2 separate regions of the Homo sapiens genome follow, and region 2 is linked to region 1. A link is an interaction called in ENCODE POLR2A ChIA-PET data of the cell type or tissue named here. Cell type or tissue: PC-3. All regions are shown on one strand. Each heading gives the region's core, and the rest is flanking DNA. Links, peaks and the distances in the headings are about the cores only. Region 1 holds the start of SNORA68B (small nucleolar RNA, H/ACA box 68B). Region 2 holds the start of SLC7A9 (solute carrier family 7 member 9).

Region 1 (9,296 bases), core at 534-8,533:
AGGTATTCGCTATAAAACACATTGTTTTTTTTATGTCTGAAAGTTTCCTTAAAATTTGGGGAGGAAAAGTAATACTGAGAAAAAAAGATTTATAGACAAAGAGTTCGCTGCAGCATTTATCCTAATAGCAGAGAAAACAGAAGCCACTTAAATGTACAGAGCAGAAACAGGTTCAAAAAAATCACTATGGTATATCCATAGTTATGCAACCATTAAAAATCAAAGTTTGAGTAAATAAGTTTCTACATTAAATAACATTAAGACAGAAAACAATACTTGGGGCCAGGCACAGTGGCCCATGCCTATAATCCCAGCACTTTGGGAGGCAGAGGCAGGTGGATCACCTGAGGTCAGGAGTTCAAGACCAGCCTGGCCAACATAGTGAAATCCCATCTCTACTAAAAAAAAACACCAAAAAACAAAAAAATTAGCTGGGCATGGTGGTGGGCGCCTGTAGTTCCAGCTATTCGGGAGGCTGAGGCAGGAGAATCGCTTGAACCCCGGAGGCAGAGGTTGCAGTGAGCTGAGAGTAAGCCACTGCATTCCTAGGTGACAGAGCGAGACTCCATCTCGGAAAAAGAGAAAACAATACTTGGCGAGGCCCCGTGGCTTACACCCGTAATCCAGCACTTTAGGAGGCCAGTGCAAGAGGATCGTTGGAGCTCAGGAGTTTGAGACCAGCCTGGGCAACATAGTGAGACCCCCATCTCTACTAAAAACAAACAGCAAAAACTAGCCAGGTGCAGTGGTATGTATCTGTAGTCCCAGTTAGCTGGGAGGCTGAGGCACCTGAGCCTGGGAGACTGAGGCTGCAGTGAGCTGTGAGGGTGCCATTGCATTCCAGCCTGGGCCACAGAGCAAGACCTTGTCTCAAAAAAAAATTAATAAATAACACTGAAACTATACACATTTGTCAAAAGTCCACCATAATGAGTTTCCCTTGAGTAGCACAGTCATGGACAGGTTGGTTTTTCCCTACTTCTTTAAGAAATTCTAATGCATTCACATAACCTTTTTCAAGAGCAGCAGGGACAGAGGCGGCCACTCAGCCCATGCTCAGGTAACAGCGTGACACATTCCCGGTCGGTGAGGTGAGACCCAAACCCTTGGCAAAAGCAGCGTCGGAGCCCTTGAGACCGCATCCCAGATGCTGGGGCACCATCTGTTCCCATCGGAGAACCCCGTGTGGGAAGACGCACGCCCTGCTCCTCTCCCCAGAGGCCTGGGGTTGATGGGTGGCCGGGCCTCTCCATCCCCAGTGCGCTGCGGGGGTCGCTGGGTGGAGGCGCCCTGTTAACTGGCGCAGGTGTGTAGAATGAGGACAGGAAGGGGCCCTCACCTGTAGCAGCAGTGCCACAAGCTCGTGATGGCCACCGGAGCAGGCGTAAATGAGGGGCGTGTTTCCACTGAGGTCCTTCTTATTGGGTTTTGCATTCGAATCTAACAGACACTTCACCACCTGGGCCAGAGAAGGAAAACGTGCAAACTTAATCAAAATTTCTGTCATTTCCTGCCAGAGAAAAATTATGAAAAATAAATAAATAAATAAATAAAATAAGAAAACAAAGTTTCTGGAGAGAAATGCTCAAGTTTGATATTCTTTTGACTTGTCTCTGAGCTTATTTTTTTGTTGTTGTTCTTTTTGGTTTTTCTTTCTTTTTTTTTTTTTTTTTTCCAGACAGAGTCTCGCTCTGTCGCCCAGGCTGGAGTGCAGTGGCGTGATCTTGGCTTACTCCAGCCTCCGCCTCCCAGGTTCAACTGATTCTCACGCCTCAGCCTCCTGAGCAGCTGGGACTACAGGCGCCTGCCACCACGCTTGGCTAATTTTCTGTATTTTCAGTAGAGACGGGGTTTCACCATGTTGGCAGGGCTGGCCTCGAACTCTTGACCTCAGGTGATCCACCCGTCTCGGCCTCCCAAAATGCTGGGATTACAGGCATGAGCCACCACGCCCAGCCGTCTCTGAGCTTATTGAGAAGACTTTAGACTCTCAGGAGAAAAGGGACCAGGTGAAGAGGGGAGGGCTACCATCTGCTGCGGGGCTGCTCTGTGCGGTTGAAGCGCAGGGTGACAGTGATCTCACTTCACCCGATGTGCTGGGCGACAGTGATCTCACTTCACCTTTCTATCCTTTCTACCTCAGGGAGAGCTGCAATCGCCACTCCGAATTTACAGATTAGGAAAGCCATGCCTGAAGCTCTATGCTAGGTGTTGGCGAGAGAGATGCAAGACCTGAAATATGGCTCCTTTCTTTAAAAAGTTAACAGTAGAACTGATAAAGGAAAATGAAAAAATATACACACAGTTTTCCTTAAAGAAAAGCAGGGCCTGGTGCTGTGGCTCATCCCTGTAATCCCAGTACTTTGGGAAGCCAAGGTGGGAGGATCGCTTGAGCTCAGGAGTTCAACACCAGTCTGGACAACATGGTGAAACCCCATCTCCACAAAAAAAAAAAAAAAAAAAAAAAAAAAAAAAAAAAGAAAAATTTATCTAGGTGTGGTGGTGCACGCCTGTGGTCCCAGCTACTAGGGAGGGAGGCTGAGATGGGAGGATTGTTTGAGCCCAGGAGATTGAGGCTGCAGTGTGAGCTGAGATTGCACCACTGCACTCCCACGCTCCAGCCTGGGAGACAGAGCAAGGTGATGTCTTAAAAAAAAAAAAAAAAAAAAAAGGCAAAAAACCCCAGCACTTTCAAAAAGTTAATCACTCCAAAATTCAAAATTCTTCCTTGAGCCCCTCTATGGGGCCCTGACTGTTCTTTATGAAGTGCTGAACTGTTTGGCCCAGAGCAAGGCACTGTCGGGGTGTAAAGGTGGTAAGATGACCATGGGGACAGTGCTCGGTGGCCACCACACGAGCTCAAGAGCCAGATCCTGCTGGGGGCAAGAATCAGAATGACAACCTCGGTATCACCCAGATGGGAGTGGCAGTGGGGCAGGGACTGGCTCCACCCCCAGGGAGCATCAAGGCTCTGTGCTCCGAGGCTGAGTGGCCTACCGTGTGCACCTCAGAATCTCAGGGCTCGGGGGAGCAGTGTCCTCCAGGGTAGCCACCAAACCCCTGCAGCGTTCCTACCAAGCACAAGGTCCTAGCCCAAAGCAGACACCCTGCTCCACCACCCCCAACACACAGCCCGAACCTGAAAGTGGCCCTGCTGGCAGGCCAGGTGGAGCGGGACGGCTTGGTCTGCGTTCCTGGCACCTGCGTTGGCCCCGTGCTTCAGCAGGAGGGGGATGAGGTCCGCCCGGCCGTGCAGGGCGGCGACATGCAGCGGGGAGGAGCCGTCCTGGCTGGTCACGTTCACACCAAGCCCACTGGCAGGAACCTTCGCCAGCCTCTGGGAAGCGCAGAAGATGGAAACACAAACGTCATCAGTATTGAAGAAACTGGGCTGGAGTGATTGGCACCATGTGCCCCCCACAGCTCCCACACACAATGCGGGATCATGGCGGGATCCAGGATGGATTCCAATTTGTTTAGAAGTATGTGGCATGCCAAAAAACAACTTCCTTTTTTTTTTTTTGAGACAGGGTCTCACTCTGTTGCCCAGGCTGGAGTGCAGTGGCACCACCATCATGGCTCACTACAGCCTCGACCTCCTAGGCTCAAGTGATCCTCCCGCCTCAGCCTCCCAAGTAGCTAGGTCCACAGGTGCAAGCCATTGTGCCCAGCTAATTTTTTTTTTTTTTTTTTTTTGTAGAGATGGGGTCTCACCAGCTGGCCCAGGCTGGTCTTGAACTCCCAGGTTCATGTGGTCCTCCCACCTCAGCCTCCCAAAGTGCTGAGACTGCAGATGTATGCCACTGTACCTGGCTAATTTCACTTTTTTTTTTTTCACCAGGGCTGTAGAGCCTCCAAATTTCCTTTGAGGGGCATGGCCACAGCCCCGCAAAGGCGACGAGATTCACTTGCTGTTTGCACCTCTGTTTAAACCACCGCTATAAGAAACAGTGATTCTTGGGTTTAGGTGAGAATAATTTTACTTTTTGATGATTAAAAATGTTACCTCTTTAAAAAAAAAAACTGTATGCTAAATTAAAGGCTGAATTTTATTATATGTAAATTATATCTCAAAAATAAAAAAGAAGCTGGAAAACACACATGTGCACATACATACACACACTAAATGAAATACCCTGCATATTTATCAGAATGGCTAAAGTTAAAAACTCAAGGCTGGGCACAGTGGCTCATGCCTGTAATCCCAACACTTTGAGAGTCCGAGGTGGGCAGATCACCTGAGGTCAGGAGTTCTAGACCATCCTGGCCAACATGGTGAAACCCCGTCTCTACCAAAAATACAAAAATTACCCAGGTGTGGCGGCACCTGCCTGTAATCCCAGCTACATTACAGGCATGCATTGGGCTGTAGAATCGCTCAAACCCAGGAGGCGAAGGTTGCAGTGAGCCAAGATCACACCACTGCACTCCATCCAGCCTGGCTCACTGCAATCTCTGCCTCTCCGGTTCAAGCGAATTCTCCTGCCTCAGCCTCCCAAGTAGCTGGGATTACAGGCGTGTGCCACCACACCTGGCTGATTTTTGTATTTGTAGTAGAGACAGGGTTTTGCCACGTTGGCTAGGCTGGGCAACAGAGCGAGACTCCATCTCCAAAAAAAAAAAAAAAAGTCAAAATACCAAATGTTGGCAGGGATGTGGAGCAACTGGAATGCTCAAACCCTGCTGGAGGGAACAGAAACTACTCCAACCACTTTGGAAAACTGGCAGTTTCTTTTAAGGTTAAACATATCCTTACTATATAATCCAGCAATTATACTCCTAGGTGTTTACCCAACAACGTATATATCCACACAAAGGCCTGTAACTCCTAGGTGTTTACCCACCAACGTATATATCCACACAAAGGCCTGTACACAAATGTTCACAATGGCTTTATTTACAAATCCAGAAGCAGGAAAACTACTCAGATGTCCATTAACAGGTGAATGAAACAACAAATTCTGGTGTGTCCACCCAATCAACTACTATCCAGCAATGAACTCCTGATCCAACATGGGTCTCAAAAATATCCTGAGTCAAAGAAGGCAGACATGAAAAGGGACATGCGTTAGAATTCCACTTACAAAAGATTCTCGAAAGTGTTAACTAATCCATGATGATGAAAAGCAGGTCACGGGTTGCCTGGGAGAGGCGATGGGGGAATGGGGGGGTCATAGTGGGGGGGAAGGCAAAATCTCACAGGAAACTCTTGCAAGTGAGGGAAACGTTGTGTATCTTGATGGTGGTGATGGTTTCACAGGTTTATATATCTGTAAAACTTGCCAAATTGTATACTTTAAATACATATGCTTTATGTAAATATAAATTATATAAATTATAATGTATATAATTATATTTCAATAAAAGATTTAAAAACAAATTCTAAAACACCACTGGAGACCGGGTGTGGTGGCTCACGCCTATAATCTCAGCACTTTGGGAGGCTGAGGCAGGAGGATCGCTTGGGCCCAGGAGTTCGAAACCAGCCTGGACAACACAGCCAAGACCCTGTCTCTACAAAAATAAAAAAAATAGGCCAGCAAGGTAGCTTACGCCTGTAATGCCAGCACTTTCGGGAGGCCGAGGCAGGTGGATCATGAGGTCAAGAGATCGAGACCATCCTGGCCAACATGGTGAAACTCCGTCTCTACTAAAAATACAAAAATTAGCTGGGCATGGTGGCGCATGCCTGTAGTCCCAGCTACTCAGGAAGCTGAGGTAGGAGAATTGCTTGAACCCAGGAGGCAGAGGTTGCAGTGAGCCGAGATGGCGCCACTGCACTCCAGCCTGGCGACAGAGCAAGACCCTGTCTCAAAAAATAAATAAATAAATAAAATAAAATAGCCCAGCATGGTGGTACGTGCCTGTAGTTCCAACCATTTGGGAGGCTGAGGCAAAAGGATCCCTTGGGCCCAAGAGTTTGAGGCTTCAGTGAGCTATGATTGCAACACTGCACTCTGGCCTTGGTGACAGACCAAGACCGTCTCTAAAAAAAAAAAAAAAAAAAAAGTTTAGGCCAAGCGCAGTGGCTCATGCCTATAATCCCAGCACTTTGGGAGGCTGAGGCAAGCGGATCACTTGAGGTCAGGAGTTTGAGACCAGCATGGCCAATATGGCAAAACCCTGTCTCTACTAAAAATACAAAAATTAGCCAGGTGTGGCGGCATGCACCTGTAGTCCCAGCTACTCGGGAGGCTGAGGCAGAAGAATGTCTTGAACCCGAGAGGCAGAGGTTGCAGTGAGCCAATATTGCACCACTGTACTCCAGCCTGGGCGACAGAGGGAGACTCCGTCTCAAAAAAGAAAAAAAAGAAGTAATACATTAAACACCACTGGAGGCCTGGTGTGGTGGCTCATGCCTGTAATTCCAGGACTTTGGGAGGCTGGGGCAGGAGGATCACTTGAGCCCAGGAGTCCCAAGCTGTAAGTGAGCTATGATTGTGCCACTGCACTCCAGCCTGGGTGACAGAGTGAAACCCCATCTCTAAAAATTAAAATAAAATAAAATAAAATAAAATAAATCACTGGGCTAGAAGAGGATGGGGGGAGTGGATTTTCATTTAATCACAGACATGAAGCAGTTTAGTGGTGTGTCTTTTTGAGAAATCACAAAAAGAGAATAAGAGGTTTTAGAAGTACAGGGAACCTAAGACTTCACCCAATTGAGTTCCACAGTATTTTACTGTGTAATTAAAGTGGGAAAACACAGGGAGGAGAAAAATGGCAAAAACAGCAGCAGCGGAGATGCAGCAATCTCGCCACACACAGGTACTGAGGGCCCGAGGGCTTCATCACTTCCCACCAGATGCTAGGGAACACCATCTGCCTTTCTTATCCTGTGTTTTCATAGCCACCCACCTCGGGGAAATTGTGTTCTGGACCATGTGCATCCAGCAGCAGGGGGCCAGGTCAAAAGGTGCACATCCCCAGTGTACATGTTACCTCACAGCTGAAAAATGTGTGAGGGAAAACTTTAGTCATTTTCAATATCCTTAGAGTCACCCACGCTGAAGTTCTTTTTAGAAATGGTAAAATTATCCTACAATATAAAGGCTAACACCACTCTATCTATTTTATAAAGTCAAATCCATTTTCTTTTTTTTGAGATGGAGTTTCACTCTTGTTCCCCAGGCTAGAGTGCAATGGCACGATCTCGGCTCACCGCAACCTCCGCCTCCTGGGTTCAAGCGATTCTCCTGCCTCAGCCTCCCGAGTAGCTGGGATTACAGGCATGCACCACCACGGCCAGCTAATTTTGTATTTTTAGTAGGGATGGGGTTTCTCCATGTTGGTCAGGCTGGTCTCGAATTCCTGACCTCAGGTGATCTACCCGCCTCGGCCTCCCAAAGTGCTGGGATTACAGGCGTGAGCCATCGTGCCCGGCCAAATTCATTTTCTATTTTCTATTTTATATTTTTAGTTTCTTAGAGACAGGGTCTTACTCTGTTGGCCAGGCTGGTCTCAAACTCCTGGCCTCAAGTGATCCTCTAACCTCGGCCTCCCAAAGTGTTGGGATTACAGGTGTATGACACTGAGCCCAGCCTAATTCTCTTAGTATGGGACATACACATCTATAATTAGATAGCTAACACATGAATGCATGCTATGTATGCAATACCATTTACAACTGCTTGAAAGAAGATGAAATACTGAGGTGTACACTTAACATGACACAGGCAGGATCTGTATGCTGAAAAAAAATCACAAAATGTTGATGAAAGAAGTCAAAGAAGGCCTAAATACTTGGAGAGATGTACCATGTTCATGAAGACTCAACATACGTTGAGTCATATGATGTTATTTCTCCCCAGTTCATCTATAGGTTTAATGTAATTCCTATCAAAATCCGAGCAAGGTATTTTGTAGACATACAAAAACTAATTCTAAAATTGATATAGCTCAGACCAGTCTGGGTACTATAAGAGTGAGTAAGTTAGTAAGTAAGCAATAGGTAAATAAATAAATAAAATTTACATGGCAAGGCACAGGCCATAGAATAGCTGAAATATTCCTGGCAAAGAAGAATAAATTAGGAAGAATCATTCAATCCAATACTGAGGCTTACTACACAGCATCAGTCATCAAGACAGCGCGGTACTGGTAGGATGGGCCCATAGATCAATGCAGCAGAACAGAGAACCCAGAAATAGATCCACACAATCTATAGCCAACTGAGGTGCAAAGGCAAGTCACGGGAGGAAGGAGAGGCTTTTCAACAAATGGTGCTGGCGCAAGTGGACACTTGTAGGCAAGAAAAAACAAAGAAGAACCTCAACCTAAATCTCACACTTTGAGTAAAAATTAACACAAATTGGATCATGGACTTAACTATAAAATATAAAATTATAACTTAAAAAAAACAGGAGAAAGTTGGAAATCTAGAGCAAGGCAAAGAATTCTCAGACTTGACACCAAAAGTATAATCCATAAAAGGAAATACTGACAAATGAGATGTCTAAAAACCTTTTTCTCTGTGAAAGCCCATGTGAGGAAATTATAGACAAGCTACAGACTGAAAGAAAATGTCTGCAAAGCACGTATCTAACAAATATCCACATATCTAGAATATATAAATTCAACGATAAAGCCAAAAACAAACCAATTAGAAAATGGGCAAAACAAATGAACAGACATTTCACTGAAGAACATATACAGATGGCAAATAAGCCCATGAAAAGCTGTTCAACAGCATCAGCCATTAGAGAAATGCAAATTAAGGCCACACTGAGATAGTACTACACACCTATCTGAATGGCTAAAACAGAAAATAATGACCACACCCAGTGCTGGGGAGGACGAGGAGGAACTGGATCACTCATACATCGCTGGTGGGCATGTAAAATGATACAGCCTGCTTGGGAAAAGACTGTCAGTTCCTTATAAAAATGAACCATGGAATTGCCATGCAATGACCATATGACTCCACAATTGCACTCTTGGGCACTTATCCTAGAAAAATGAAAACTTGTGTTCTTACCGAAACGTCTACTCTAATGTTTGTTCGTGGCAGTTTTATTGGTAATATTCCCCAAACTAGCAACAAACTACATGTCCTTGGACATTCCACAGTGAGTATATGCCACCATTAAACAAATGGAATGCCACCCCGCCATGGAGAAACAGACCTGATTCTAGGCAACAGTGTGGAATCAAACGGAGTGAAGAAAGTCAATCCCAAAAGGATTGTATACTGTGATTACATTTATGTAACTTTTTTTTTTTTTTTTTTTTGAGACGGAGTCTTGCTCTGTTGCCCAGGCTGGAGTGCGGTGGCACAATCTCGGCTCACTGCAAGC
Region 2 (9,296 bases), core at 1-8,000, 260 kb after region 1:
AAGAGGGCGTTAGTGCCACGCCCGGACCCAGCCCAGAAGGCCAGGTGCCACCCTCCCTCGGTACGGCCAGGGCGGCCCCAGCCAAAGCCCATGTCCCAGGCGCTTCCACCCTGAGCGGCTGCCCTGGCAACACCGGGGCACCGCTCCCGGAGCTTTGCTTATGTTAACGTGATTAATTATCGTGACAGCCCCGCGAGCTGGCCACACTGTGTCACCCCCATGGACAGAGGAGGACGCTGAGGCACAGAAAGATTAGGAGGCTGTCCGGGGTTTACAGCTAGAGAGGGGGAAACCTGGCTCAGGTTCCACGTGCCTAACCGTGATCCTGTGCCCTCAATGAAAAGGCTGACTTGGCAACAGCTCACCAATAAGAAAGGCCCTCGGGATACGCCTCTGAGCCTAGAGTCCTGGCCAGAGGCTCCATGCAGGGTGAGCAACGGAGGCCTCCCAGAAACAGAAACATTTGGGCACTCTGAACTTTCTGTGGTGCCATTTTCTTTTATCTTATTTTTATTTACTTATTTATTTAGAGTCAGATCTCTCTCTGTCACCCAGGCTGGAGCACAGAGGTGAGATCATGGCTCACTGCAGCCTCGAACTCCTGGGCTCAAACAATCCTCCCAACTCAGCCTCCCAAAGTGCTGGGATTGCAGGCGTAAGCCGCCGTGCCTGGCCCAGTGCCATTTGCTAGGATGGGAGCTTTCTGAGAACAGAACCCAGCTCAAAGAGACACCAGATGGTTCCATGCCTGTGAAGTTCAAGAACAGGTGAAACTAATCCACAGCCACAGGAATTCAGGGCTGGGGCCCTGCCTAGAAAGGGGCACGAGGGAGCTTTCTGGGGTGGTACATCTGTCAAAACTCACCAAACTCAGCACTAAAGAGCTGTACATTTCGACCAGGTGCAGTGGTTTATGCCTGTAATCCCAGCACTTTGGGAGGCCGAGGCAGGCGGATCACCTGAGGTTGGGAGTGGGAGACCAGCCTGGCCAGCATGGAGAAACCCCGTTTCTACTAAAAAATACAAAAATCAGCCAGGCATTTTGGTGCACACCTGTTCCTAGCTACTTAGGAGGCTGAGGCAGGAGAATCTCTTGAACCCATGAGGCAGAGGTTGCAGTGAGCCACTACAATCACTCCAGCCTGGGTGACAGTGAGACTGTCTCAAAAAAAAAAAAAAAAACCTGCACATTACACTGTATGTAAATTACACACCAATCAAGGAGGAAAAAAAAGTCCAACTCAAGCCCTACTCATAACACTCGTCCTCAGAAGCAGCCCCGGCCAGATCTCCAGAGCCTGAAGTTTCCAGCACCCATGTTCACCTGTCTGGGAAGAAGCTGGGCTTGGAGTCAGATCGCAGGGGATGAGGGGCTCCCAGCTGCAGGCTGCCACCCTGAGGACTCTGCACACACCAGTGGGATCCCTGGGGAGCAGCGTCTGCTTTCAGGGCCAGGGCGCACTTCCAGGACAGGGCGGGGATGGGCTCAGCTCTCCTCCTCATCTCAGCCCTGCCCAGGACTGGCAGTTTGGCTCCAGAATCCTCCCTCCTGCTGAGGGACTGCCTGGGTTCTGATGTGGGTGAGGTCTGCATTCGCCCTGAAGCTGCCTGACTGAGGAGTAGACCCAGCTCAGATTTTTGGTTTTTAGAGTCAGGGTCTCGCTCTGTCACCCAGGCTTGGAGTGCAATGGCGCGATCATGACTCACTGCAGCCTCGATCTCCTGGGCTCAAGGGATCCTCCCACCTCAGCCTCCCAAAGTGCTAAGGTTACAGGCGTGTGCCGCCACACCTGTCCCCAGCTCAGAAGACACATCTTGGGGATTTCTCAGCTGTGCTCTGTGGCCACTGGGGCCCACCAGGGTTCTAAGAGGCCCTTCCTGAGATCAGGCCTGAGACTGGCAGAGAGGGAAAGTGCTGCAGCCCATCGTCTACCTCCTGGGGGTCCCAGGCCAAGCCATTCAGGCCATTGCCAGCCCTCCGGTCAAGCCCTAAAGCCTTGGTGCCGTCCCTCCTCCATCCCCTCTGCTGCCAGGCATGGGAGCTCTCGGAGGCCCTGCCCACACCTCTGCCCTGGAAGCGGAAGCCATCCTGAGCTCACCTGGAGCTGCCTTTCCTCATCCTAGGAGCCTGAAGCCCTCCCTGCGCCTCCATGCTCAGCACCTGCTGCTCCCAACTGCCTGGGACTGGCGCAGTGTGCTGTGTTGAGCTCCTTTCTGCCTTCCCCCCAGCCCCAAGCTCCCTTTCCCTGCAGGCCCAGGGCCAGCCCCAGCTGCTCACTGCAGCCCAACTCAGAGCAGCTGTCCCTGGTAGATGCCTCTAAGACAGAACAGGCTATGCTGGGGGCAGTACTTCCCATCACTACAGCCATTCAGATATAAGGAGGACAGGCATTTAGAGGGGACTCAACCATCAGAACGCCCTCTCTGGCTGGGCACAGCGACTCACGCCTATAATCCCAGCACTTTGGGAGCCTGAGGTGGGAGGATCGCTTGAGCCCGGGAGTTCCAGACCAGCCTGGGCAACACAGCAAGATACTGACTCTACAGAAAGAATTTTTTTGAAAAGTTAAAAATTTGGCAGAGCATGGTGGTGTGCTCCTGTAGTCCCAGCTACTCAGGAGGCTGAGGCAGGAGGATTGCTTGAGTCCAGGAGGTTGACGCTGCAGTGAGCTATGATTGCACCACTGCACTCCAGCCTGGGTGACAGAGTAAGACCCTGACTCTAAAAAAATTTTTTTAAAAATTTTTAAAAAGAACGCCCTTTCTGACCATTCCTGGAAAGGCCATTAGTTTGAACAAAAATACTGGCCCGTCTAGACACTTGCTCAACACACAAAAGCACCTATTTATGAACTTAAAATAATATGCGGGCCGGGCAAGTTGGCTCATGCCTGTAATCCCAACACTTTGGGAGGCCGAGGTGGGCGGATCACTTGAGGCCAGGAATTGGAGACCAGCCTGGCCAATATGGTGAAACCTCGTCTCTACTGAAAATACAAAAATTAGCCAGGCGTAGTGGCACATGCCTGTAGTCCCAGCTACTCAGGAGCTGCTTGAACCCAGGAAGCGGAGGTTGCAGTGAGCTGAGATCATACCACTGCACTCCAGCCTGGGTGACAGAGCAAGACTCTGTCTCAAAAAAAAAAAAAAAAAAAAAAAAGAATATGCAGCCGAGTGCAGTGGCACACGCCTGTAATCCCAGCACTTTGGGAGGATCACCTGAGGCCAAGAGTCTGAGACCAGCCTGGCCAACATGGTGAAACCCTGTCTCTACTAAAAATACAAAAATTAGCCGGGTATGGTGGCGGGTGCTTGTAATCCCAGCTACTCGGGAGGCTGAGTCAGAAGAATCCCTTGAACCGGGGAGGTGAAGGTTGCATTGAGCCGAGATGGCAGCACTGCACTCTAGCCTGGGTGACAGAGCAACACTCCATCTCAAAAAAAAAAAAAAAAAAAAGAAGATGCAGAATTCCCTGGCGAGAGGGAAAGAGAAGTAAGTCCAGAGATTATCCCTTTAAAGATGTACTTCACAAATCAAAGAGTACATCTTCTGCCGTGTCACTAGGGATCGGCCCGGATTTCACTGCCTGCGCCCCTCGTTCAGACGCCCTTGCCTAACCTGCAAAGGGCCTGCCCCACCAGAGACCGCCTTACCTCCTTTTGGAGACTGGTGGTCTTAGGCTCTTGGCTCTGGATCGACTTCTCATCCTCTCTCCGCTTTCTCAGGCCAGTATCCCCCATGTTTCCTCCTGCTGGTTCCAGGAGACTGCAAGGAGGGCGCACAGCTAAATCTTGGTTCAGCAGCAGCAGACAAGACGCAAGTGCAAGCTCGGCCTGGACTAGGGGAGCTGGCTGCAAAAGCACAGTGTTGGTTATTGCTGCAGGTGGGGGCCGCTGCCAGTCCCTCAGGGCTCATGCGCTGGGCCCCAGAGTCAAAGTCAGTCATTAACATTGTCCAGGCAGGGGAACACAGCTCCCCGCTGCTCTCCAAAGCTCAGCTGCTTGCTTAGCTCTCTCCCAGACAGGCCCCGGGAGCCTCCTGGCCCACGTGCCTGTGCCTTGAAAGTCATTCTACCTCTATGGTCAACTTCATTTTTTTTCAAAAGTAAAAAGAAATATTTAACAACATCCCGGGCTGGGCACAGTGGCTCAGGTCTGTAATCCCAGCACTTTCGGAGGCCGAGGTGGGTGGATCACTTGAGCCCAGGAGTTTGAGACCAGCCTGGCTAACATGGCGAACCCCGTCTCTACTAAAAATGCAAAAAAAAAAAAAAAAAAATTAGCTGGGTGTGGTGGTGGGTGCCTGTTAATCCCAGCTACTCGGGAGGCTGAGGCAAGAGAAGCACTTGAACCCTGGAGGCAGAGGCTGCAGTGAGCCAAGATCATGCCACTGCACTCCAGCCTGGGCCACAGAGCGAGATTCTGTTTCAAAAAATATATATATAAAAAATTAAAAAATGAAAATATTGTGGAATGTATTTATCAGAATCAAGTCCAGGTAAGGAGTGTCTGTCTTATAATTCCTTCCCAAGATTAAAGGCACTCCCATACATCACAGATCCACAATACAGGTACTTTTTCTTTGTACTTTTTAAATTTTTACAATATTTTTTATAAAGACGGGAGTGTTGCTATTTGCCCCGGCTGGCCTCAAGCAGTCCTTCCACCTCGGCCTCCCAAAGGGCTGGGATTTCAGGGGTGAGCCACCACGCCTGGCCAGGTACTTTTTCATTGAGTGATGAAAGGAAAGAAAACATTGCCGAGGAAACCCAGTTCCAGACTGAACTAGGAGAAAACCATGCACTCCTGTACCCTCTCTCTAAATAAATTATCTGTCCAGGCCCCGGCCAGGAGAGCCATGAGCCTTTCTATCACCTACTGACCTTACTTACCTTCCTCCGTGACCCTGCAGAGCCGGAGGAGCTGCGGCCCAGCTGACCGCCCGTGCCTGCACGGTCCAACCCTAGAAATGGCCATGTCTTGTGCCCAGGAGCAAAGGAAGTCCAGAAGGTACAGAGGTCAATAAGGGTAATTATTAAACACCTTTTTTTTTTTTTTTGCAATGAAGCTTAGATACGCCACACAAAAAAGGGGAGGGTCAGGAACACCAATTTCTCTCCAAAACCGTTTTTGTTTTGTTCATTTGTGTCTAGGTCAGATTATTTTTTTAAAACCAGATGGTCCCAAATCGTCTACACTTTTTACCTAAAGATAAAATAAATTATGCCTTCTTTTATCTTTGGGAATCAGAGGAGATAAACTTTGGAACCAATTCGCTAATTGCCTTAATAGGCTATATTTAAAACCCAAGTCAGGCAGCTCAAACAGGAACCGCTGTGTGTGCGTAACTCAGCTGTTGGTCAGTTTCCTCCCCGCCCAGGAATTTCCCCCAAGCCAAGGGCCTGCCTCTGGCTGAGCAGGTGAGAGCGGCTGAGCCCGTCCCACTCCTCTTTACCAGTGATGGGGCTTCACCACTTGGAATCACAAGCAGGCCTGAGGCAATGCAGGGCCTCGTGTCCTCCCTGCAGCTGCGGCCAAATGCCCATCAGGTTTGGCTGTGGTGCTGTTCACGTAGCCATGTCCTGGCTCATCACAAGGGACACAAAACCTTCCCCTTCGGGGAAACGGAGGGGGACAGGCAACACAAGGCCAGGAAGCTCCGGTCCGCATCCAGGGCTGCCAGGGTCTGGATCTCTCTGGGAGGGAGCAGAGGTTCTCCCGCACTGCGATTGGACCTAGGCTCAGGCGGCAGCCTCAGGGGTCAGCACGAAGCCCTTTCAGATAGGGAAGGAAGCACCTTATGAGACCTTATGAGACAGCCTGGCACAGCATAAGCACTGCATCTGAAGCATCGTAGCTGTTACCTTCAGCCAAAACTCTGGTAGCTTTGCCTTGGGCCAAACTTAACTGCATCCCAGATATCAGATGGAAGCAAAGGTCAGGGATGGAAGGAGCTGGGCCAGTCTCTGGGGGTCAGTTTGGGAGCAGTTTGGGGCAAGCAGACCTGAGAGAGGCACAGGTTTCTCTGAAAGCCGTCTGCAGAGCACAGGGACCCTTGTTGTCCCAGAGGCACGGTCCTGATTTAGAAGTTCGTCACCTCCCATCTTGGGAGGGCCCACCTGTTTACCTGCCTGCCATGCCCAGAGCCCTGAGCAGAGAGGCTAGTGGCAGGTCCTGCCACCCTAGACAGAACCTGCCCACCGGCTTGCTGGGGTCACTCCTCCTAATGTTGCAGCACTCATCATAGTACCTGGCACATCCATGTTTGCAAAACACCACAGAATACCCCCTGGGTCAAAAGTGCTCCTGGCAGGCTGACAGGAGACCACGTGAGGACATCAGGGTGGGGCAGTGGTCCCCCGCTGGGGCCAGACAGCCCTGCAACCTCACCCACTACCCACATGGGCTCAGGCAGCACTGCCAGGATCAGGGTCTGAACCTGCGACGCAGGGCGAGCAACAGGCGCCTCCTCACGGAACACACTGAACTTGCATGTTCCATGAATGTCCGGGACCAGCCCTCTGGTCTTCCTGGGCCTCTTCCAAGTGCCGAGTCTGGAACATCGGGATGTGAGGGTCCTTTGTTAAGTCAGAAACCTCCACTTCAGTTCATTTTGGGTCCACGGTGAGCATTTCTTAAGCCTGTTTCTTAAAGTTGTGTTTTTCACCGCAGTCCCACCCTCTCCCTCCCTTGAATACACAGAAAGTATTCAAGTAATTCTCATAAGCTCTTCCTCATGGAAAATAATACGGATTTCATTTAAAAAGCAAAATTTTCCTCAGTTCTTGAAGACCATTGGTTCATTGTGTATCCAGTGCTTCTGCCATGTGACTGAAGTTTCACCTCCCTGCTGTCAATTTTTTTTTTTTTAGATGGAGCCTCACTCTGTCGCCCAGGCTGGAGTGCAGTGGCACGATCTCAGCTCACTGCAACCTCTGCCTCCTGGGTTCAAGTGATTCTCCTGTCTCAGCCTCCTGAGTAGCTGGGATTACAGGCATCCACCACCATGCCTGGCTAATTTTTGTATTTTTAGTAGAGATGGGGTTTCACCATGTTGGCCAGGTTGGTCTTGAACTCCTGACCTCAAGTGATCCACCTGCCTCGGCCTCCCAAAGCGCAAATCCTACTGTCATTTTTACCATTTTATTTATTTATTTTTGAGACTTGCTGTGTCACCCAGGCTGGAGTGCAGTGTCATGATCTCAGCTCACTGCAACCTCCGCCTCCCAGGTTCAAGCGATTCTCCTCCCTCAGCCTCCCGAGTAGCTGGTACTACATGTGTGACAATATACCCGGCTAATTTTTGTATTTTTAGTAGAGACAGGGTTTCATCATGTTGGCCAGGCTGATCTTGAACTCCTGACCTCAAGTAATCCACCCGCTTCAGCCTCCCAAAGTGCTGGGATTACAGGTGTGAGCCACCACACCCGCCCAACCACTCTATTTCTTAAGTTTCTGCTAAAGACTCTTGACCTTCATTTTCAACCCGTGCTTTTTCCCTTCCGATTGCAAAAATGCTTGCAGTGTGAAGATCTTCACACCATCTACATTTTATCTTATATTTGGTGCACATTTGATTTCAGTTGGGGAGGGTAAAATGCTTCTCTCCACCCTTTTGGGTTCTTTGGTTGGGCTTCGAATTGAGACTAATGGGAGGAAAACTGTTTTAATTATGTGTATATGCAACTGAGTCCCACAAAACAAGAGACTTGAAGAAGGGCCAGATGACTAAACCCTATATAGCATCCTGAGCTATATAAGGATTAGGGGCTTGGGGCTTCTGGGGCAGGTAGGGACTAGTAATGGGATGGTGAGGGGAGGAAATGCATGGCGAATAAAGGTCGTCTTGTTATGCAGATATAAGTCTCTCAGGTAATAAAAGTTGTCTCTTCCTGGTACAGATACTTGTACTAATGTAGATTTCCTTCATGACATACATTTCTTTTGCAAAGGGCAGCTTTTCAGAGCTACACCTGTTGTGTCTGCAGTTTCTCAGAATAACCAGCTCAAAATATTCCAAAGAAGTATAATTTGGGGTGATATATATCTAGTCTCCTACAGTCATATTTTGGGGGTGGTGTGTCCTGAGCCCCAACATTTCCTTCTCCTGTGATGGTTTGTGTCTGAGACAGGGTCTCTTGCTCCCATGCTAGAGTGCAATGGCGTGATCATGGCTCACTCCAGCCTTGACCTCTTGGGCTCAAGTGATCCTCCCATTTCAGCCTCTCAAAGTGCTGAGATTACAGGCGTAAGCCATTGCACCTGGCCTCCTGTGATGGTTTTAAAGACGTCTTTAATCCCATAGTGTCAGTCCATTTCTGCACAGCCTCTGGGCTGCCCAGCTGGGTGCCTTGTTCTCTAATTCACTGTCCTCGTGACAGAGGCAAGGTCTTGGGCAAACATTCAGGCAGAGGCTGAATCTTCCTTTACCGCTGAAAGCTTGTTCCAGACCTGCCTTCAAGTTTTCACCTTCTCCTATTCATTAAGTTCACTCGGTCTTGTATTCCTTCCCACTGCTGCTGACGGTAGCAGTTGGGGATTTGGAGGGGGACCCAAAAGACAGAAATAACTGGCATACTACCACAGATAGAAGAGTTGTTTGTTCCCTTACTACCTGAATTCCAACCAGAAGAACTTGTGATGAGTTAGCGATGTGCAAAGCCTTTCGATGTCAGGGACGTGCTGTCTAGCCATAAAACAATTAGCAAGGAAAGCATAAACATAATTTCAAAACTCTTATCTAGGAACAATCTATATATATCCAACAACTATTGGAATAGTACAATTCTGCCTTCGAACTTTGTCCATCATTTTTATGTGTTCCAAGTAATATGGTTTTGCATTAAATAACCTGCGTGGGGAAGACAGTTGCAGCATGCTGTCAAAACACGACTTCCCATCCTGCTCCCTTCCCCACCGACCTCGTCACGATTCATGGTCGCTGCCTCTTTTCTCAACCACGGTGGCCACACATGATGAAAGTTGTGATCGCTGCTGATTTTGGGGAAAGAGGGTTCTGTGTCATCAAACATCTTTAATAAAGAGTTACTATTTTGGGGGCCGGGTGCTGTGGCTGTGCGCCTGTAATCTCAGCACTTTGTGAGGCCGAGGCAGGGAGACTGTTTGAGGCCAGGAGTTTGAGACCAACCTGGGCAACATAGCGAGCGCCTGTCTTTACGAAAAGAATTTAAAAATATTATCCAGGCATGATGGTGTGCACCTATAGTCCCAGCTACTCTTGGGAGGCTGGGGCAGGAGGACTGCTTGAGTCCAGGAGTTCAAGGCTGCAGTGAGCT

Evidence for each region. Peaks named below come from ENCODE experiments on the same cell type or tissue, not always from the same donor. Only the 100,000 strongest peaks of a DNase experiment are listed, where the experiment ranks them.
Region 2: POLR2A ChIA-PET joins it to region 1 with 30 read pairs; 2 of 35 experiments call an interaction of 5 or more read pairs at or near these places.

The regions. Positions count from the first base shown.
Region 1 is chr19:32,604,496-32,613,791 of GRCh38, forward strand. It overlaps ANKRD27 (ankyrin repeat domain 27), which reads right to left. Exons shown (of 29, transcript NM_032139.3): 23 at 3,140-3,337; 24 at 1,340-1,459. SNORA68B (small nucleolar RNA, H/ACA box 68B) reads right to left here and starts at 3,974; the gene lies at 3,842-3,974. In PC-3, for the core only: no CTCF peak of the experiment used is centred there; no DNase peak of the experiment used is centred there.
Region 2 is chr19:32,864,794-32,874,089 of GRCh38, forward strand. SLC7A9 (solute carrier family 7 member 9) reads right to left here and starts at 4,974. Exons shown (of 13, transcript NM_014270.5): 1 at 4,893-4,974; 2 at 3,655-3,852. The coding sequence starts at 3,741. RefSeq lists enhancers at 3,262-3,837, 5,279-5,801, 5,802-6,324. In PC-3, for the core only: no CTCF peak of the experiment used is centred there; no DNase peak of the experiment used is centred there.